Regions from separate parts of the Homo sapiens genome. Here all the other regions are linked to region 3. The links are chromatin loops, found by intact Hi-C in ENCODE. Cell type or tissue: B cell. All regions are shown on one strand. Each heading gives the region's core, and the rest is flanking DNA. Links, peaks and the distances in the headings are about the cores only.

Region 1 (5,921 bases), core at 1-5,000, 190 kb after region 3:
TGTCCCTGTCCTCAACACTTGAATCTTTCTTCCTAGCCACGGGACCAGCCCCACCAGCTCGCTGTGAGGCTCTGCACTCAGCGGTCAGGGAAACCCAGAGCACGGGCTGCCAGCCCAACGCCAGCCACAGGGACCCGAGTCCTCAGAAGCAAGCAGCTCCCAGCCCAGCTGGAAGAGGCTTTGAAAGCCATCAAGTACAACTCTTCCACTTCCCCCAAGGAAAAGACAGGCCCAGAGAGGGGGCCCGAGTTGTCTGGGCCCTTGGACAAATGAATGGCAGAGCCAGGGGGAGCTCGAAGACAGCGCAGGCCTCCGTCTCTGTCCAGCGCCAGTTCTACTGCCTGGAGCGACCTCAGCGGCTACACCGCTCCTCCTAAGCTGCTCAACTTCGCTCAGCCCTACTTCTGCCAACTCTCTGCTGTCGCGGCTGTCACCAACCTCAAGCCGGCAGTCCGCCACTATAATGGGAGGGAAAGACGGCCAATGCAAGGTCATGGTCTCTCCCATTCCTTCCCACCCTGCCTGCTCTCACCCCAAATCTCCTTCCCTCCTCCACCCTACTACCCCAAATAAAGGGAGTACACCTCCCTGGGGTTGACAGTGTCTCAAAAGCATGTCATCCATTCATGCAATTAGTATCTGAGTGCCTACTACCTGCCAAGGAATTGTGCCAGGTCCCGAGAACACAGAAATAAAGTTTTTGACCGCAAGAAGAACTAAGATAGGGGAACCCAAAACATCAGTTCGTCACTAGATTCCCCAACAGTTTCAACTGGCTCTCTGGCCATCTGAGAAAAACGATGAAAGAAACATCCCACTCCATCAGGGCATCATAAAACCACCCTGTCAATCCAAAACTTTGTCTCCAAATCCATCAGCCTCCATCTCTTATCTTACACCCTCACTGACCAAGTCATCCAAGCATTAGCATGAGCTTGAAATACAACATCTGAGGCTTCAAGCAGCAGGACAAGAAACTTCTAGAGGTAAAGGTAGACATCACAGTCCCGCCTCAAATGCAAACATCAGAGATGAGGGTGCTAGCTCAGATCCCCCTTCTACCCAGTTACTCATACAAATTGTCAGCCCTGCAAAGGAGTCCAAACATGTCAGTTACACTCCTACTTAAAGTTGGACCAAGAGGATCAGAAATGAGAGAATGGACTCAACTGGACGAGCCTTGCTTGAACAAGACCCCCGTGATCACCGTGCCCTCGAGGAAGGAACAGGGTAGCCCAGCAAGGGCCGGCTTACCTCCTTGAGAAGCCCTACTTTTTTCTTCAGCACCTCACATTTTCGCAGTTTGCAGATCTGGTGCGTGCGGCGGTTGGTACAGCTAGTGCAAGCGCCACAGTTTTCCAGCCGCCGGCAGGGCTCACAAGTACCACACCGTTTCCGTTTCTTTCGACCATCTCCACCCCCTCGGAGTTGGGACTCACTCCCAGCCATGGAGAGCCCAGACCCCGGGAAGCTCCCTACCATCACCTGGCGCTGAGGGAAGTCATAAAGGCCTGGCAGGTCCGGCTGGACGGCCAGGGGCACCTGAAACTGGCTCATGATGCTGCCAGAGGTGGGGTCATAGGTGCTGGGGCAGAACCACAGTCGTTTCCTGCCACCTCCAAAGGCCACCAACAGGTCCTTCTCGCCTAGAACAGTCAAGAGTCTACAAGGGTGAAGGCAAGTGGCTTCAGTCTCGTGGATGGATGCCTCTTCTCAACCCCTCTTCACCTCCTCTGCAGCAGTCTGATCGGACTCCGTAGGGGGCCACTCTCCCACCTGCTGGGGCCCAGGATCTGGGGGAGGACACCAGCAGCAGCCCTCAGAAAAGGGATCATCTTGGCCCGGTGGGTTCTTCACCCTCACCCACCCTGGACCCAGGCATGAGTTGAGCAGGTAGGGGTGTGGTGGGGGCAGAGCTGAGTGAGCAGTTTCTCCTGGTATTTTTCCTCCAGGGTCTGGACGCTGGAGAAGGCAGTGCTGCCTGAAAAAGACAGAAAGGGGAAGCGCATCACTCGGGGCTCAGGGACAACTTTCACGTGTCACTTCTTCCTGTTTCTGGGAAGAGAAAATGGGGGAAGAGATGGGGCTTGCTCAATTGAGGTCCTGCCCAGAACCTCAGGCAGGACGCACCCAGCACCCGCTCCCTGTCTGAGGGAGGCGGCCTCGGGCCTGAGGGCTGCTGGGGGCCCTGGATTCAAGGGGGTGATCAAGGTGAGATTTCTAAGAAAGTTGCCCTCTTCCCCACCCCCACGGGCTGGTGAGAGTTTCACCAAAATTCCCCCACACGCCCTGGCTGGAGGCCGCCGGGCCCTCCCTAGGGAGCTGAGCTTTCAAAATAAAGTTTGCTGAGAGCCTCGCTCGGCGGGACTGCCCCGGCGCCCCCGGCACGGAAGCCGCCTGGAGGTGGGGGCGCGCCCTGGGCAGCCCGCGCCCGCCGCGCCCGCCGCCGGAGCGCAGCCCGCCAGCCCGACTGGGGAGGGCGGCCCGCGCCGCCGAGGGGCGCGGGGAGGGGGGCGCGCTCGAGCCGCGGGCCGGGCCGCGCGCGCGCCGCCGCTCGGGCTCCTTTGTTCTGGGGCCTCCGCCACTCCGCTCCGGCGGCTTCGCAGCCCCCGCCCCCGCCCCGCCACCCCCGCCCGGCTCAGCCGCACAGCGCCCCGCAGCACCCCAGTCCGGCCCCCCGCACCGGAGGAGCGGCCCCCCGCCGGATCCGGGCCGTCCCCTCCCCCTCCCCCGGGCCGGGCCCCCCGCGCCTCCCGCCGCCCCTCCCCCACTCCGGAGCCGGAAAGGCACCGACTGCACCGACCTGCCCGCCGCCTCCGGGGCGGAGCGCACAAAGGGGCAAAGTTTCCCGGCCCGCGCCGCCGCCGCCACCACCGTCGCGGCCGCCGCCGCCGCCGCCTGGGGCTCCCGCCTCCCGGAGCGCCCGGCCCGACCGAGCTCAGCGCGCGGAGCCCCCCGCCCGGGCCGAGGAGGGGACGGCGCAGGAGGAAGGAAGAGGCAGCGGCGGCCGCGGCGGCAGCAGCAGCAGCAATGAAGGCGTCCGCGGGACTCCCCGCCCCCCGCGCACCGCGGCACGTGCTCGCCCGGGGACTCCCCCGCCCGGGAGGGCGCACACGTGCGGCCCCGCCGAGCCCCGCCGGCCCGGCCGGGCCCCGGGCCGGGCGAGAGGGGGGTGGTTCCCGCGGAGGGGAGGGGTCGGGTGGGCGGCCTGCGAGCGGCTTGGGGCAGGCTCCGGCCCGGCCGCCGCTTCTCTGCACCTGCAGTGGCTCCCACCCACGCGGTCGGCCCTCCCGGGAGGCGGCCGCCCCCTTCGGGTTGGCCACCCTCGCCCTCCGGCGGGGCTGCAGCCGGGGCCGGCGAGGCGGGGTGGGGCACGCGGACCTTCCAGCCTAGGCCCTCGGCCGAGCCTCGCTCGGTGTCCCCACTTCCTGCCACTCCCTGCGGGCCAGATCTGTCCGGGACAGCCCCGGCGCCCCCGGGAGGCCTGAGCGCCGGGCCCGACTGACCCCCCTGTCCCAGCTGCCGCTGGCTCATTCCGAGGCAGGACAATGGGGGACATCGCGCGTTTGCGTACCGAGTCAGCCTGGCCGGCAAGAAGGGGTTGCTCGGGGGCAGAGGCTAAGGGCACCCTCGCAGGGGTCACGGCCGAATGCCCTGTCCAGGTGGACCCCACGGCCCTGCCATCACCAGCCTCCCCCGCGCCGCGCTCGATTCTTTCGCGTCGAAAACAAAGACTAATCCGATACCCCCGCCCTGCCTCCCAGAGGAGGGGGAACGGGCGCGTCGCGGAGGGTAACTGAGGAGGACAGCGTTCAGGAGGGCCTCGGACAGCCTCGAGGGGGCCGTGGGGCGACTAAGCCCTAAAACCCGGCGCAGACACTTTGAAGAGTCACCCTGGGCTACGTTCCAGGCAGGGGGTAAGGGGCAGGGCTCAGGAATATTTCCAAGTTGCCAAACTGCCCGTTCTCTCTGCTGCTTTTTTCCCTCACCTGTTGTGCAGGCCAAGTTGAAATTCCAGGTTAGATTAATTCAGCCCCACCCATCTGGCCTGACTGCCAGGCTGGTGCCTGCAACTGCCTTCCACCTACCTCGGTTGCAGGGGAGCAGGGTGGGTCTCTGACATACACGCGCACACACACACTCGGGCGAGTCCTGGCAGAAACAGCCACAGGACGGACTGGCCTGACCAGTTTGGGCGGTGCTCACGGAGCCAGGTACCTGGCAGGCGTCGCCGCCCGGCTGCAGCTAACAGCTTAGCCAGAACTGGAAAAAGAGCATTCGGCCGGCTATTTAGAAAGAAAGAAAAAAAAGTAACTGATCTGAAGTAGCGCTGTCCAGAAAGCCCTAGGCGGTAAAGCAGCCCGGGTTCTATCTGGAACTTCCCTCTGATTTTGACAGCCTGCTCCAGGGTCCAGGTTGTCAGCGAGGGAGTGGGTGGGGGTGAACATGGCTGCAATATCCACTTCCTACCATGGCCTTTGGGAGGACTGAAGAGTTTCTGTTCAGGGTAGTAAGACTAGAACCGAGACGAAAAACCAAGAGAGTGCAATTTTCAAACAGGGGAACAGGTTGCAGACTCGTAATTGTTTTTAATGTAATATATTTTTAATAAGCAACTTTATTAATAAAAAATGTGTATAAAGAAGACGTGGAGACTACAGATACTAGAGGGGAAAAATCACCAAATTACAACCATATTTAACCATTTGCTATATTTCCTTGTAGCCTTTCCTATTTGTGGATTTACTCACACTGATTATACAATTTGCCATCCTCTTTTAACTTAACATTGTACCATAGGCATTTCCCTGTTTGGTATACAGTTTTCAGAAAGTGTGACAGTGAGGTGAAGAAGATGGCTCAGGAGCCAGAGAACTCTGGCTTCCAAACCTGAATCTGCCACTTGGTAACAGTGTGACCTTGGACTAGGTACTCCATCTTCAAGGGAATCCAAGTAAAAGACTTAATATAGGGCTCAATGAATGACAACAACTAATATTGTTTAATCCATATGACAACCTTGTGAGGTAGGTACTATCATCAAACCCATTTTATGGATAAGAAAACAGATTAAATAACTTGCCCAGGATCACTCAGCTAGTAAGTTGTGGACTTTCAGAGGAGCCCAGCAGCCATCCTCTTGTATTCTGTCTGGGTAAATGGCACCAGCAAGTTACTGTGTCATTTACTCTTTGCCAGCAATCTATGAGAGGGTCATTTCATAAAGCCCTCTCGTTTAGGTAACTGGGTGAATGCTGGTGCCATTCACTGTGACAAAATGCAGAAGGAAGGATGCCTGGGGATGGAGACATTCGTGTGAAAGTGAGTGTGCAACTGAGGGGGTGAGGCCTGGGTTTGAGATTTGGGCCCCATCAGTGAGCAGACAGCGAGGCCTCAGTTGTGGAGGAGCTCATCCAGGGTGGATATGGAGTGTGAGAGGGAAAGGCTGCCAGGACAGAGCCCCAGGGAATACCAGCCCATGAGGGACAGGAGCTGAGAAGGCGCCGCCAGAGAGGTTGGAGGGAACCCAGCCAGGCTAGAGAGCTGCCTGTCATATCTTCCCGGCCTCTGGAACCTTACACTTCGGCAGTCCTGTTGCTCATTCCTTCTGCCTGGGGAAAAACCCTTCCCACCCCACCCCTTCTCAGCTACCCCTTGTACCTGCCAAATTCCCACTCATCCTGCAAGTCATAAGTGCCAGTTCCATGAAACCTCCAGCTGCTCAGATGATTCCAGAGCCCCACCCACTCTCCCTCCACAGAAGTTTGACTCTCCCTGCCTAGGAACAGTTATCTCATCGGCGCTGGGCACTGGAATGGTTTGCATGTTTCTTTCCCAGTTACTACAAACTCCTGGAAGGGTAGCACGCTGTCTTTCACCTCATAACCCTAGACCTAGCAACCAACCACTGTGTTGAATGA
Region 2 (8,047 bases), core at 1,872-6,871, 210 kb after region 3:
AGTTGGGACTACAGGCGCCCGCCACCACATCCGGCTAATTCTTTTGTATTTTTAGCAGAGACGGGGTTTCACCGTGTTAGCCAGGATGGTCTCGATCTCCTGACCTCGTGATCCACCCTCCTCGGCCTCCCAAAGTGCTGGGATTACAGGCGTGAGCCACTGCGCCCGGCCAGGAGATGGACAGTTTCTTAGTCCGGAACAATAAAATCCCATGTAGCCAGATAAACTGCTTCTATATAACCAGGCATTTATTTATTGAGACTTGTAGAAGAAAATGTTGGTAACAATTTACCTCATCAAGGAACATTTCTAAGCATAAAATCAATAAATCCTTTTGTATGTCAACAAACCAAATTAAATGATAAACTGAGGAAAAATATTTACAAAACAAATGAACAGGAAAGGTGTTATATACTTAGTAGGTAAGAAAAGATGGACACTCAAAAGGGAACAAAAAGGCAAAGGATGTGAACATTCACAAAAGAAGGAATGCAAATGGCCAATAAAGACATAAAATGTCCAGGCCCGGCATGGTGGCTCAAGCCTGTAATCCCAGAACTTTGGGAGGCCGACGTGGGCAGATCACCTGAGGTCAGGAATTCGCGACCAGCCTGGCCAACATGGTTAAACGAAACCCTGTCTCTACTAAAGAAAAATACAAAAATTAGCCAGGCATGGTGGTGTTCCCCTGTAATTCCAGTTACTCGGGAGGCTGAGGCTGGAGAACTGCCTGAGCCTGAGAGGTGGAGGTTGCAGTGAGCCAAGATTGTGCCACTGCACTCCAGCCTGGGCCACAGAGCAAGATTCCATCTGAAAAATAAAATAAAATAAAATAAAAACTTTATTAATTAATAACTATAGCAAACTGGCAGATCACAAAATAGAAATACTCAGTTTTGCAAAGACTATAAGGATCTAAGTACAAGGATCTTCTTGGAGGACTTATAACAGCAAAAAAAATTAAATTAAAATAAACTTAAATGTTCACATTAAAGAATGATTAAGGCCAGGTCCATGGCTCACACCTGTAATTGCCACACTTTGGGAGGTCAAGGCATGAGGATCACTCAAGCCCAGGAGTTTGAGACCAGTCTGGGTGACATAGGGAGACCCCATCTCTACAAGAAAAAAAAAAGAAAAAGAAAAAGAAAAAAAAATTAGCTGGACATGGTGGGTGTGCCTGTGGTCCCAGCTGCTCTGGAGGCTGAGATGAGAGGATTTTTTGAGCTCAGGAAATTGAGGCTACAGTGAGCCATGATTGTGCCATTGCATTCCAGCCTGGGTGACAGAGCAAAATACTGTCTCAAAAAAATTACATAAAATATACACGAGGATTGGAAGCAAATATATCAAAATATAAACATTGGGTCTCTGGATTATTTTTGTTTTTTTCTTAATACCTGTTTTCCCTAAAATTTCTACAACAAAGAGGTAGTAGCATTCCTATCATTGAAAAATAGAGAATTATGTTTGAAAAAGAAGACAAGTGGACCATCAATGCCTTTAAGTAGGTCTTTGAGAGAGAAGGAAGCAAATTCTGATAATTCTCTAATAGAATGACCAAGACTTTTCACAGAGGAATCACTTGGAGAACTTGAGGAATACCAATGCCAAGGCCCCACTTCCAGAGATTCTGGTCGTATGGACCTGGTGCCCACCCCATGGGGTCTTTGGCAATGTCAGGTCATGCCCCGAGGCGTGGGGACTCCAATGTGAAGCCAGGCTGGGAACAACTGCTTGCAGGAGTGATCAGGAGTTTTGGAGTTTAGGATCCTGTGGCCTGTTGGAGGAGCTGCTGCAGGAGGAACGGCAAGACCTGGTTTCAAGCCTAGTAAGTGGTCCTTTAGGCACATAATTTAAGTGAATCTTTGTGTGTCTATCTGTAAAATGAGAATATTTAATGTCTACCACAAGAGTTGTGGCTTCGAGGAGAGGATAAATGAGGAAGTAGTGTGTGAAATAGAAAGCATATACAAATGTACTCTTGTTAGAACCTGGAAATTCAGACTATAGCAATGACTTTTGATCAGTGGAATATCCTTGACAACACTGGGGCAGATGCAAATAAGCAGGTTTGTTTCAAAACTGTCCATCCTATAATTTGATTTGATTTGCAGATCTTTTAGGCAGGTGCTCTCAAACGTGGATGCCTGGGGCAGTCCTAGCCAGAGGGCTCATGAGCAGGGGACAGCAGCCAATAGATCTGGGTTGGTTCAGATCATTTGGTCGTTCCTGCTTTGAAAAGTGGCTGGTCTCCAGGAGTCAAAACCTTGTTCTCCTGACAATGTGCCTTTGCACTTTTAACAAACACACCAGAATGTCTACTTCCAAATAAATATTCTTATCTAAATTGTTTCCTTGTGAGGTTGTATTACCATAGCTTAAAATGTCTTGGGAATTCCTCGTTTGAGATTGCCTTTATCTAAGCTACATCTCTTTTTTCTGAGTATTTTCAATCAGTGAATTTATTCTCCATCCTCTGAAGAAGAGCTTAATTTTAGAAAGCAGCCAAAAATATCTTTCAGAACCAAACCTGGTGATTAAGGTGGTAGTCTAACCTAGGTAAGACATTTTATTTTTTAAGTAGAAAGGTCACTTGTAAGGTACATGTGTATCTGTCTTGCTACTCACTGTACTCTGTGCCTGACATACAGACACTCAGTGTGTTCTTGTTGAATGATGAACAGAGCCTGGCTCTACTGGGACCCATAAACTGGCTCCAAAGGCAACTCCGAAGAGGTTTTTGAGCAACGCCAGCCTATTTGGCAATAATAATTTTTAGCCTGTATGTTGATTAGAAGTCAGTCCCTTTCCTTTATAAGTATTCTACATCTATACCTTATGCATTTGATCAAGGAGAAACTGTGGTAGTTCCTTGTACCTTACTGAGGCTAATGCTGGACTTAGTCTTCTAAAGCAAGCACTAATCAGTGACATTGGACAAATCCAGGCATTTTTGGAATTATTTTGCATGCCAACCCAAACCACAGAACATCTGAGCATGTGGTGGGTTAACAAGGACAATGCCTGAAACCCAACTCACTTTTTCACACAATGATTTCAAGATGCTGACATTTGAGGTGTACAGAGTTAAGCAGCTCATAGGCAGGGCAGCAAGCACTGGCTTGAGTGTCAGGACACCCGGGCTATTCCAGCTCTGCTGCTAACTAGCTGTGTCTGCTTGGGAAAAACGTGTCTTACACACTCCCATCTGTACAAACACACCCTTAGTCTTTATTTACGTACCTATACAATGATCTAGCACCATTAAAATCATCATTCTAAACTGAAAAAAGGCAGACAACAGTAGACACCCCACCGGCAAGGTCTGCCCAAGTACTGGGGAGATTTTTGGTGCTGCAAAAACCAGTTTGAGGCCGGGCTCCGTGGCTCACACCTGTAATCCCAGCACTTTGGGAGGCCGAGGCGGGTGGATTGCTTAAGGTCAGGAGTATGAGACCAGCCTGACCGACGTGGTGAAACCCTGTCTCTACTAAAACTACAAAATTAGCCGGGTGTTGTGGCGCATGCCTGTAATCCCAGCTACTCTGGAGGCTGAGGTGGGAGAATCACTTGAACCTGGGAGGAGGAGATTGCAGTGAGCTGAGATCGCACCACTGCACTCCAGCCTGGGTGAGAAAGCGAGACTCCATCTCAAAAAAAAAAAAGCCAACAACAACCACCACCACCACAAAAAAAACCCAGTTTGAGCAGAGAGAAAGTCTCTGCTCTGAAGGAGAAAAAAAGCCAAAGATGAAGCTCACTGCTGCTGGCACTGAAACTGAAGGGAACACGCAGGTCATCTGAGGTCAAGTTCAGGGCATGCAGCCAGCCACCAGGCAGGAAGGAAGCAGAGTGAATGCCTGCCTGCTCTCCCAGCCCTCCACCTTCTGAGCAGAAGTCCCACACCGGTCCCCTTTGCTGGGTCTCCCAAGGGACCTCAGAGACTCCTTCCAGACCCGGGCATTTGGGCTCTGGCCTCAAAGATACAGCCTACGTAGAAATGCTGAAAGAAACAGATAAGACAACAGTGTGAGCAATGGAGGCTTGGCTGGCCTGGCTTGTCTTTGCCAAGCACTCTATTTAAAACATTTGAGCATTTCTTGCCTGCTATTGCCCTCTACTCTAGCCTTGCGGTCTCCCTGCCCAACCCCACCCCCTCACAGGCTCTTTTCTTAGCTCCCTGCCTTTGCTTATGGTGTTTACTCCAAATCACCCTCAACCCAGTCTTGCTCTAAAAATCCTACTTCACTTAATGCCCAGCTAGAATGCCATGTAATCCAGGAAGCTCCTTAGCTGGAAGCAGCACTCATTTTGGTCCACAGTGGTATCACGCTTAGGGGCATGAGGTCTGATCCCACAAGGACCTCGACGCACCCCACCCTTCACCATCACATCCTGTGTGTTCCTTCCTTTGCCCATGCTGCTCCCCTGCTTGGACCGTCCTTCCCACCCTACCTGCCCGAATGGTCCTCACCTCACCCTTCAAGGCTCAGCTCAGCTGTACTTTGTGAAGCACTCACCAGCTCTTTCTTTCTCTCCACTCACATGCACCTACCAGTTCCATTTACTGAGTGGCTACTCTGCCCAGAAGTTTGTCTACAATATTTCTAATTCTTGGTACCACTTGAAAAATAGTTGCAAAATTAGTTTCATTTTCAGATTTAAGGAAAACAGAAGCTCAGAGAGGCAAGTTGTCCAAGTTGCGCTGCTGGTGAGTGGCCCAGCCAGGATTTGGAACCAGATTTGTGTGATGTCTAAACCCAAGTCCTCCATGTACTCCATGCTGCTTATTCATTCATAAGGTGGATATTTTAAGCAGGAGACTGTCAGGACCTTAAAGATGGTCTTCCTTGCTTTCAAAGCAAGGGACCTAAAATATAGAGATGTTCAGTGACTTGCCCAGGGTGATACAGTTTCTCCCAATCCCCTTCTCTGATTCCTCCCATGTGCCAGCGCTGGTGGCCAGGGAACTATCTATCACTGCAGAGGCTGTCCAGTACCAGGTAACGTTTGTCCGGGGTCCCCAGTCGTAAGCCATGGGGCACACACCTGCACTGCAAGCAGGGCCCCAAATTAGGCAAGAGAGAATGTTGCAACAAGCTCAGAGCCACAGGATATATTAGCACAATTGTATACAATGATAAAATCCTAAACAGTGGCTTCAAAGTTTATAGCTTTCTGGCCAGGCATGGTGGTGGCACATGCCTGTAATCCCAGCTACTCGGGAGGCTGAGGCAGTAGAATAGCTTGAAACCAGGAGGTGTAGGTTGCAGTGAGCTGAGATTGCACCACTGCACTCCAGCCTCGGTGACAGAGCAAGGTTCTGTCTCAAAAAAAACAAAACAAAAGTAGTTTACAGCTTTCTCATGTAGAAGTCTGAGGAGAGAGTCCAGGGCTAAAGTTGCAGTTCTGTGAAGTCAGGGCCTGAGGCTTCTTCTGTCTTTTGCAATTCTCTCTTTATGAGGCACTTCATGATTCAAAGTGGCCTCCAGGATCATGGGGGAGGGGGTGGCTCTGAGGGCAGAATCAAAGGGCTCATCATCATCATCTATTTCTACCATCCGTTCTAAGGATCTTACAGTCACGTAATCTAGTCCAGAGTCAGAGAGGCTGCTCAGAGCCCACCTGCAGCTGGCCTGGGTCTTAGCGAGTACGTAGCTAAGTATGTTAGCAAGTATGTTGCTCGCAGCATGGAGGGGTAAGGGTGTGGGAGGTGTTTCATTGCTTAGTGCAAGGGGTCTTTCTCAGGCTCAGCCTGCGTCCCTTTTTCTTCTTTCTTCCTGCTTTCCATTTGTCCAGTATCTATTGAATTACCCACTCCCATGTGCCAGGCACTGGAGATACAAAGTGGGATAAGACATAAGCCATGCTCTAATAAAGAGACAAAGAGATGATTTTAGACCAGGCATGGTGGCTCACACCTGTAATCCTAGCACTTTGGGAGGCTGAGGCGAGTGGATCACCTGAGGTCAGGAGTTTGAGACCAGCCTGGCCAACATGGCAAAACCCCATCTCTACTAAAAATACAAAAATTAGGCGGGCATGGTGGCGGGCACCTGTAATCCCAGCTACTCTGGAAGCTAAGGCAGAAGAATCACTTGAACCCAGGGGGTGGAGGTTGTACTAAGTCGAGATCACACCACTTCACCACTCCAGCCTGGGCGATGAGTGAGATGCCGTCTCAAAAAAAAAAAAAAAAAAAAAAAAAAGACAGAGAGAGATGATTTTAATACTATGTGTAAGAAAAACAGATAAATGCAAAAGGCATTTGACAGGAGCTCGAAGGGAGGTGCCTGACACAGCCAGGGTAGAGTCAGCAGAAGCTTCCTGAAGATGGCAATTGGGGATGCCGAGGGGCTTAGAGGTGAAGGGCACTCCAGGGAGAGCGCACAGCATGAGCAAAAGCAATGAGAGTGTGTGTGTGTGGGGGGGTAGGGCAACCATGAGTTTAATGTAAACACAAGCAGAGGAGGGTTTGGAAGGATGTGTGCTTGCTCAGGGCCCCCGGGGGGCCAAAGGCACATTCTGGAGGCACCTGGTGGCGTTCAAGGCCCTCTGGCTCCTCTGTGGAGTAGGGATTTGGGGAGGCCATAGCAAGAGGCAGAGAGCCTGGGTGGGAGGGCTGGGTTAGGAGTGGAGGTAGGAGAGCAGGCAGATCTGAGAAATGTTAGCGGGAAATTGGTAGCACCAGACATTTGCCTGGCTGCTGGAGATGAGTGACAGAGAGGAGTCAGAGGATCCTAGTTTTCTAGCTGGGTGGCTGGAAGGATGATGGGGTCACTGCTGATATAGAGAATACAGGATCTACTGTCATGCCACCCTGAATGCACCTGATCTCATCTGATCTTGGAAGTTAAGCAGGGTCGGGCCTGGTTAGTATTGGATAAGAGAATAATACAGGGTCTTCTCCCAGAAACCTTTCTTGCCTTGGGGAATACTCCCAGCTTCACAGTAGGATATAACCTTTCCTATGTTGCCTTTTGCATAGCTGATCTTAAAGACATGCACATGGGCCCTTTTCTTTCCTTCCTTCCTTCCTTTTTTTTTTTTTTTTTTTTTTGACAGAGTTTTGCTCTTGTAGCCCAGCCTAGAGTGCAGTAGCAAGATCTCAGCTCACTGCAACCTCCACCTCCCAGGTTCAAGCGATTCTTCTGCCTCAGACTCCCAAGTAGCTGGGATTACAGGTGCATGCAACCACGCCCAGCTAATTGTTTTTGTATTTTTAGCAGAGACAGGGTTTCACCATGTTGGTCAGGCTGGTCTCGAACTCCTGACCTTAAATGATCCACCTGCCTTGGCCTCTGAAAGTGCCAAGAGATTACAGGTGTGAGCCACCATGCACGGCTGGGCCCTTTTCATTTGAAAGATTTTAATTCAAGTGTCCTCAGGAGATGAAGTTCCCTTCACTCTGGTGTAGTGAATGAAATATAGGAACACAGTTTGTACCATGGAGTCTCCAGGCCAAACCAAGCTGGAGTTTCAGCTTAGGTAACAAATGTTACCTAAGCCCAGTGGTTCCTAATGGAAGATTTGGTTCTAGAAAACCCATCTGTAGTAAACATCTGCCATTCTTTTTGGAGAACTAGTAAATCATTCCCCTTCCTGTGTCTGAGGACTTATTCACCTTGGTTGGGGATAGACCCCACCTCTCACAACGAAGATGTGATGTCAGATACTGTATTTCTCAGACTCCCTTGCACGTACTTGGCATGTCAAGGGCATGTGGTCTAGGTTCTGCAAGTCAGATGTACCTACCAGAGTCTTGGGTCCATGAGGAGTATTCTGTGACAGCAGTAGTAATGACAGGGAAATCACATTCTCATAACAGCCATAGTGGACCCTCCTGGGGACTTGCAAGTGATGCACCCTAAAACCTAAGCTTCCTTAGGTTCACAGTAACTTCCTGCTGTTTGCGATTAAGGACTGTGACTAGTGGCATATCAGTCCAACAGGGTACATGGCTAAGGCAAAAGTGGAGTCTAGGAGAGCACAGACATTGTTAAGAGGACAGTAAGTGAAACCATTTAGCAAGAACAGAGGATTC
Region 3 (8,047 bases), core at 1,613-6,612:
CCTGGCCTATTTTATTTCATTTTTGAGTCAGAGTCTTGCTCAGTCACCCAGGCTGGAGTGCAGTGGTATGATCTCAGCTCACTGCAGCCTCTGCCTACTGGGTTCAAGTGATTCTCGTGCCTCAGCCTCCCAGCCTCAGCTGGGACTACAGGCACACGCCACTATGCCTGGCTAATTTTTGTATTTTTTTTTCTTTTTCTGTTTTTTTTGAGACAGAGTCTGGCTCTGTCGTCCAGGCTGGAGTGCAGTGGTGCGATTTCGGCTCACTGCAACCTCCGCCTCCAGGGTTCAAGTGATTCTCCTGCCTCAGCCTCCCTAGTAGCTGGGACCACAGGTGCACGCCACCACGCCCGGCTAATTTTTGTATTTTTAGTAGAGATGGGGGTTTCACCATGTTGGCCAGGCTGGTCTCGAACTCTTGGCTTCAAGTGATCTGCCGACCTTGGCCTCCCAAAGTGCTGGGATTACAGGCGTAAGCGACCATGCCCAGCCGCTGAGTGAGTTTTTGATTTCTGATAAATTGGGATTTCTCCTTCACAGTCTGCAAAGTCTGCAACCTGAGTACTGAGATAATGGACAGGGACAGCTTACCAACTTATTTTATTTTATTTTTATTTTTTTGAGGCAGGGTCTCTCTCTGATGCCCAGGCTGGAGTGCAGTGGCACAGTCTCCTTTCACTGCAGCCTGGACTTCCTGGGCTCAAGGGATCCTCCCACCTCAGCCTCCAGAGTAGCTGGGACTACAGACTCAAGTCACCATGCCCAGCTAATTTTTGTATTTTTTGTAGAGAAGGGGTTTCACCATGTTGCCCAGGCTGGTTAGCAACTTTACTGTTTGTTTCTCTTCACCTATTTGTGACAAAGATTAAAATTCCTTAATCTGTCACAGGAGTAGAGTTTTTTGTTTGTTTGTTTTTGTTTAAAAAAAAAAAAAAAAGCTTGAGCTCCCAACAGCACCAACTGGCTGGGAGGGGCAGGAACGTTACTGCGACCAAAGTGGGAAGATGCCCTGTGTGGGTGAGGTTGTTAGGGTAAAACGGGAGTTTTGCAAATGATAGGATGGGCACTTACACAGAATGAAAATGCAGAGTTGCAAATCCTGCCTCAGGGAGCTAGAAAGGGGAACTGTGTGTGATGAAAGGCGGGTGGGGAGAGGTTCAGAAGATCTAGTCCTGGAGGCCTCATAATTTGCCGCTTAGCTTCTGCTTTCAGCATCTGCTGTGACCAGATGGTGTGCAGTGATCTCTGGCCGGCTAAGCCAAGAAGTGAATAAAACTTCTTCGGTCTTTGTATAGACCTTGTCTGGTAGGGAACAAATTGTCCTGTAGCAATTAGCAATGAACAATTTCTTTTTCTCTCTTTTACTGGAAAAATCTTATCTTTGATATCTAAGTGAACTATGTTGATATCGTGCTTAAATATTGATTGAGGATTTTTCCCTAACCCTGAAATCCTCCCTCCCTGCTACCCCAACCAAATTTAGCCATCCTGAAAGGTTTTTCTTATAAATAGCTGGACTTCTATCCTCAGTGATTCTTCAACTTGAAGAAAAATACCATTGAAAGAGGGAAACCTTTCATGAATTTCTTTTTTCCCATGTTATTTGGAAATTGTTTTTATGATATTATTTAAGTAATATAAATTACCACAGAAGTATAAATAGATGTACCTTTTTTCTTTTTTTTTTTTGAGACAGGGCCTCACTTTTGTCACCCAGGCTGGAGTACAGTGGTGTGATCTCGGCTCGTTGCAGCCTCTACCTCCAGGGCTCAACCCATCCTCCCGCCTCAGCTTCCCAAGTAGCTGGGACTATAGGCGTGCACCCCCACACCCGGCTATCTTTTTTTTTTTTTGTAGAGATGGGGGTTTGCCATGTTGCCTAGGCTGGTCCCAAACCCCTGAGCTCAAGTGATCTGCCCACTTTAGCCTCACAAAGTGCTGGGATTACAGGTGTGAGCCACCTCGCCCGGCCTAAATCTGTGTTCCTATATTTGTAACTTCCATATAGCGATATCAAATCGCATTTATTTATAAATCAAATTCCAAAAAACTACAAAAGTTTAAAAAATTAAAATTATTAATTTATTTTTTTCAGGGGAGGAAAAAGAGTATGTAAATTTGCTTTACATAACTGACTGAAAAATATATTCAAGAAATAGTAAATATAATTTAATACAGTCTCATGTGCCCTAACATCATTAACTTAATGTGACAAGTGATATATGAATGAAATAAAATTACTGGAAACATGAACATTGTGCAGTCAGGTACAGGGCAAACTCCTTTACATTGAGCACCCTGCACCACCATTTGCTGAGCTATGACTGAAGTCTCCCACTATTTTCCTTTTGTTTTCTTCATTCCACCATGGTGGAATGAAGGCGTTGCTTGGCTGTCACTTGGCATTAATACCACACAAAAGCCTGTACATGAATGTTCACGACAGCATTATTAATAATAGACAAAAAGTGGAAACAACCCAAATGTTCCTCAACAGATGAATGGGTAAACAGAATGTGGTATATTCACATAATGGAATATTACTCATCCATAGAAAGAAATAAAGTTTTTTTCTTTTTTCTTTTTTTTTTTTTTGTTTTAGAGACAGGATCTGGCTCTGTCACCCAGGCTGGAGTGAAGTGGCGCCATCTTGGCTCACTGCAGCCTCCATCTCCTGGACTCAAGGAATCCTCCCGCCTCAGCCTCCCGAATAGCTGTGACCACTGGCACACACCATTACGCCTGGCTAATTTTTGTGTTTTTGTAGAGGCGGGGTTTCACCATGTTGCCCAGGCTGGTCTCGAACTCCTGAGCTCAAGTGATCCGCCAGCCTCAGACTCCCAAAGTGCTGGGATTACAGGCGTAAGCCACAACTGTGCCTGGCCAGTAATGAAGCTTTGATACATGCTACAATATGGGTGCGTTTTAAAACATTATGCTAAGTGAAAGAAGTCAGTCACAAAAGACCACATAATGTATGCTTCCATTCACAGTGTATATGAAATGTCCAGATTAGGTAAATCCATGGAAATAGAAAGTAGAGTAGTGGTTGCCAGGGGTTGGGAGGAGGGAGGTGGGTAATAAAGAGTAACTGCTAATAGGTATGGGGTTTCTTTTCGGGGTGATGAAAATGGCCTAAAATTATGGTTAGGCTGGGCGCGGTGGCTCACGCCTGTAATCCCAGCTTTGGGAGGCCGAGGCGGGTGGACCACTTGAGGTCAGGAGTTCAAGACCGAGACCAGCCTGGCCAACATGGCGAAACCCCGTCTTTACTAAAAAAAAAAAAAAAAAAAAATACAAAAATTAGACGGGTGTGGTGGCGCACGACTGTGATCCCAGCTACTCGGGAGGCTGAGGCATGAGAATCACTTGAATCTGGAAGGCAGAGGTTGCAACGGGCCGAGATTGCACCACTGCATTCCAGCCTGGGTTACAAAGTGAGACTCTGTCAAAAAAAAAAAAAAAATTAGTGCTGATGGTTGGCACACTTTGAAAACATAAACAAAGCCGGAGGCAGTGGCTCACACCTGTGATCCCAGCATTTTGGGAGGTCAAACCAGGAGGATCCCTTGAGCTCAGGAGTCCAAGACCAGCTTGGGCAACACAGTGAGACGCTCGTCTCTGCAAAAACTTTGAGAAAATTAGCCGGGCGTGGTGGCAGGCACCTGTGGTCTCAGCTACTCGGGAGGCTGAGGCGAGAGGATCACTTAAGCCCAGGAAGTCCAGGCTGCAGTGAACTGTGAACTCCAGTCTGGGCGACAGAGCGAGACACCTCAGAAAAAAAAAAAAAAAAGAAAGAAAAAACCGAAAAAGACCACTAGAGGGTACATGTTTAAAGGACAGATTTTATGCTATGTGAATATATTTCAAGTAAAAATTAAATTAACAATTTTAAAAATTGCAGGAGTACGCAGCGCTTATAGAGGTCCCTGCATAACCTAGGGAGCGGGATCGAAACCCAGCAGCACCAAGATACTCTAAGAGCAGGACCAGCCACTGCCCCTTCCGCAGGACCGCCATCCTCGCCACGCCTCCGGGGGAGGGAGGTCCTGGCTTGGAGAGCGATGATTGGCCGAGTTCTAGGACGAGGCGGAGCGAAAGGGGGCGCGACAAGTCCCTCCCGGCGCAGCGAAACCTTAGCTCGCGAGATTTTGTTGGTTCCGCATTTCGGGTCTGCGAGGTGGGGTAGGCGGGCAAGGCGGGCGCCGAGGTTTGCAAAGGCTCGCAGCGGCCAGAAACCCGGCTCCGAGCGGCGGCGGCCCGGCTTCCGCTGCCCGTGAGCTAAGGACGGTCCGCTCCCTCTAGCCAGCTCCGAATCCTGATCCAGGCGGGGGCCAGGGGCCCCTCGCCTCCCCTCTGAGGACCGAAGATGAGCTTCCTCTTGTGAGTGGGGTCGGGCCGCGGGCGCCGGGCCTGCGGGCCGAGGTTGTGGGGGAGGCCTCCCCGGACCTGAGGCGAGGGCTCGGCCTGGGGGCCGAGGCGGGGGCGGGGTAGCTGGCGTTTGTTTTGCCTCTGTTCGGGTCCGCGGGGGAGGCCGAGATGTTGGGAGAGGCCGACAGAGATGAAGGTCGAAGTAAAGGAAACGGAGCGTGAAGGCTGGGGAGTAGAAAGGCCCCGGGGCCGTCGCGCCTCCAAACTTTTCCGCCCGAGCGCCCCCGAGGGCGGGGAGACGATCTGGGGGCGGAGCCGCGAGCCCCCAGTTTCTCTTGTCTCGAGCTTCTAGAAACCGTCCTTGCCGACTTAACTCGTTGCTCGGTTATAGGTCCAGTTTCATTATTGTCGGTGTTAAATGCCGCCCCAGGAGAATGTGCGTTGCCGCAGTTTGAGAAGCTTGAAGTTAAGATGCTGGCCTTGGAGTCGGATCGTTCTGTCCAGTTCTGATTCTGCCCACTTACTGGCTTTGATTTTAACCAACTTCTCTTGTCCTCGGTAGAATCCTGTGTTTTTAATCATTATGTAATATACCATACAGCATTATTATATAGTACATTGCAGTATTATAAATAATTTGGAAAGTTAAAACAAATTCATAGTCCCATTGCAGAAACACAGTATTGCCATTTTAGTGCACTACAGCAATTAACTTGATAGGCATACCTTAGAATCTCATTTTAGAGATAATGCCTGAGCCCAACCAAACAAGGCTAAAATGAAAAAGCTTGTAAATTCCCTGATGATTCTTATGCACATTAAGGTTTGAGAAGCATTGCTCTGGCACAGTATTTTTTATTCTCAGGTGTCTCTCTCTACCTTGTATATTGCTTAAATGTGTGTTTTGTGATTGAATAATTATCCAATTTTAGTTATGGATGTAATCCACATGCTTGACATTTTTATTAAATACAATATAAAAACACTATATAGTTTTTTTTTTATTTTTTATAACCAGAGTTTACCCACTTTATTGTGAGAAACTGGGATTCCTTCCAGTATTTACTATTATAAAATAGCACTACTCAGAATATGTTTATCTGCGTCTCATTTTCCTTCCTTTGGGTTATTCTCGTAAATGAATGGTCTCTAAAATACGATTACCTTGTCAAAAAGCCTGTATGATTTAGATTTAACTTCCATATTAATAGAAGTATTCCTCCCTCCTCCACTTTTTTCTTACGAGTTGATATTTAATTAGTGAATGCACAGTTGCTTTGTGGACCTTAATACGAGACTTTTTCTTTTTTTTTATTTTTTGAGACGGAGTTTCGCTCTGTCCTCCAGGCTAGAGTGCAATGGCACGGTCTCGGCTCACTGCAACCTCTGCCTCCGGGGATGGCACGGTCTCGGCTCACTGCAACCTCTGCCTCCCGGGTTCAAGCGACTCTCCTGCCTCACACTCCCGAGTAGCTGGGATTACAGGCGCCGGCCACCACACCTGGCTCATTTTTGTATTTTTAGTGGAGACTGGGTTTCATCATGTTGGCCAGGCTGGTCTCGAACTCCTGACCTCAGATGATCCACTCCCGCACTCGGCCGAGACTTTCTTTTTTTAAAACTTGGCCTTCTTGATGGACACTTGAGTTGTTCCCGCTTTTTGGCCATTATGAATAATGCTGCTGTGAACATATGTGACAGGTTTTTGCGTGGATGTATGTGTTCATATCTCTTGGGTATATACTTAGGAGCAGAATTGCTGGCTTAAGTGGTAACTATGTTTAACCTTTTGAGGAACTGCCAAACTTCAAAGTGCTGCACCATTTTACATTCCCATAAGTACTCTATGAGGGGTCCAATTTCCCCACACCTCTCATAGCACTTGTTAATTTTCTTTTTTTTTTTTTTTGAGACAGAGTCTTGCTCTGTCGCCCAGGCTGGAGTGCAGTGGCTCAATCTCGGCTCACTGTAAGCTCCGCCTCCCGGGTTCACGCCATTCTCCTGCCTCAGTCTCCCAAGTAGCTGGGACTACAGGCGCCTGCCACCATGCCTGGCTAATATTTTGTGTTTTTAGTAGAGACGGGGTTTCACCGTGTTAGCCAAGATGGTCTCAATATCCTGACCTAGTGATCCGCCCACCTCGGCCTCCCAAAGTGCAGGGATTACACGCGTGAGCCACTGCGCCCGGCCTTGCCTGTTTTTAAATTGGGCTGTCTTTTTGAGTTGTAGGACTTCTTTATACATTCTAGATACAAGTCTTTATCACATCTATGATTTGCAAATATTTTCTTCCTTGTTCAATATAGTTTTTTTTATCATGTTAAAAACTTTTCAGATATGATTTTTAGTGTTTTCATCATTCTTTTTTACCTCCTTTTTTTTTTTTTTTTTTTTTTTGAGACAGGGTCTCACTCTGTTGCCTAGGCTGGAGTGCAGTGGTGCGATCTCAGCTCACTGCAACCTCTGCATCCCGGGTTCAAGCAATTCTCCTGCCTCAGCCTCCCAAGTAGCTGGGATTACAGGCACTTGCCACCACGCCCGGCTAGTTTGTGTGTGTGTGTGTGTGTGTGTGTGTGTGTGTGTGTGTGTAGTAGAGGCGGGGTTTCACTATGTTGGTCAGGGTGGTCTCAAACTCCTGACCTCAAGTGATCCACCCGCCTTGCCCTCCCAGAGTGCTGGGATTACAGGTGTGAGCCACTGCACCCGGCTCTTTTTTACTTCTTAATCAGTCTTATTTAAATTCCAAATTACTCAGGTAAAGTAAAAGTCCATAGTTCTATTCCATTCCTCTTCCTAGAAGTAATCACCAGTTTTGATGAGTTTAGTTTTTGATATTTTCTATGTATTTACAAAATGGGCTCCTGCTGTACGTTTGGTTGTGTATTATGTTTAACCATGTATTAGATCTTTCCCTGTGAATACGTGTACTCTGTCTGGTTTTCTTAACTTCTATACAATATTCCATGATATGGATGTACCATACTTTAATTCAATCCTCTACTGATAAACTTGAGGATTGCTTCTAGGTTTCTCCCTATTAAAAACAATCTTGGAAAAAAATTCTTATCCATATCTAGAGGAGATATTTAGAAGTAGAATGGATGGCTTGAGGAGCTTTTCAGTATTAATAGATACTACCATATTGCCCTCCCAAAATGTTACACTTTATACTTTCACCAGTAGTGTATTAAAATACTAGTTTCTCTGTACCCTAGTCCAGTGGTCCCTAACCTTTTTGGCACCAGGGACCAGTTTTGTGGAAGACAATTTTTCCACAGATCTGGTTGGGGAGATGGTTTCTGGATGATTCAAATGCATTACATTGATTGTGCACTTTATTTCTATTATGACATTGGAATATATAATGAAATAATTCTACCACTCATCATAATGTATAATCAGTGGGAGCTCTGAGCAACTAGACAATCCCATCTGGGGGTAATGGGAGAGAGTGACAGATCATCAGGCTTTAGATTCTCATAAGGCACATGCAATTTAGATCCCTTGCATGCACAGTTCACAGTAGTGTTCACGCTCCTGTGAGAACCTAATGCCTCTGCTGATATGACAAGAGGTGGAGCTCAGGTGGTAATGCCAGCAATGGGGAGCAGCTGTAAATACAGATGAAGCTTTGCTGCTTGCTCACTGCTCATCTCCTTCTGTGGGCTCCAGTCTG

Evidence for each region. Hi-C counts contacts between places; a loop is a spot of excess contacts. Peaks named below come from ENCODE experiments on the same cell type or tissue, not always from the same donor. Only the 100,000 strongest peaks of a DNase experiment are listed, where the experiment ranks them.
Region 1: it touches region 3 in a loop (17-fold over the local background); 3 of 110 quality-filtered maps call a loop at or near these places.
Region 2: a loop joins it to region 3, with 2.9 times the contacts of the local background. A loop is called at or near these places in 3 of 110 quality-filtered maps.

The regions. Positions count from the first base shown.
Region 1 is chr2:73,982,040-73,987,960 of GRCh38, reverse strand. TET3 (tet methylcytosine dioxygenase 3) reads right to left here and starts at 3,051. Exons shown (of 12, transcript NM_001287491.2): 1 at 2,804-3,051; 2 at 1,255-1,981. The coding sequence starts at 1,557. RefSeq lists enhancers at 1,629-1,858, 3,752-4,675 and silencers at 2,339-2,508, 2,932-3,130, 2,889-3,578. In B cell, for the core only: no CTCF peak of the experiment used is centred there; DNase peaks (open chromatin) are centred at 318, 2,260, 3,050 and 4,218; H3K4me3 peaks cover 4,222 bases; H3K27ac peaks cover 2,127 bases.
Region 2 is chr2:73,966,965-73,975,011 of GRCh38, reverse strand. All of the region lies in intron 1 of DGUOK-AS1 (DGUOK antisense RNA 1), which reads left to right. It also overlaps the pseudogene RNA5SP97. Among named protein-coding and RNA genes, the nearest start is that of DGUOK-AS1, 10 kb to the left of the region's middle. RefSeq lists an enhancer at 3,801-3,970. In B cell, for the core only: no CTCF peak of the experiment used is centred there; DNase peaks (open chromatin) are centred at 2,031 and 3,841; H3K4me3 peaks cover 1,226 bases; H3K27ac peaks cover 829 bases.
Region 3 is chr2:74,174,997-74,183,043 of GRCh38, reverse strand. It overlaps MOB1A (MOB kinase activator 1A), which reads left to right and starts at 4,165. Exons shown (of 6, transcript NM_018221.5): 1 at 4,165-4,383. The coding sequence starts at 4,370. RefSeq lists enhancers at 1,089-1,218, 1,229-1,368, 4,457-5,140 and silencers at 4,404-4,593, 6,313-6,505. In B cell, for the core only: CTCF peaks have their summits at 3,658 and 3,864 (motif pointing right); DNase peaks (open chromatin) are centred at 4,113 and 4,533; H3K4me3 peaks cover 3,079 bases; H3K27ac peaks cover 3,484 bases.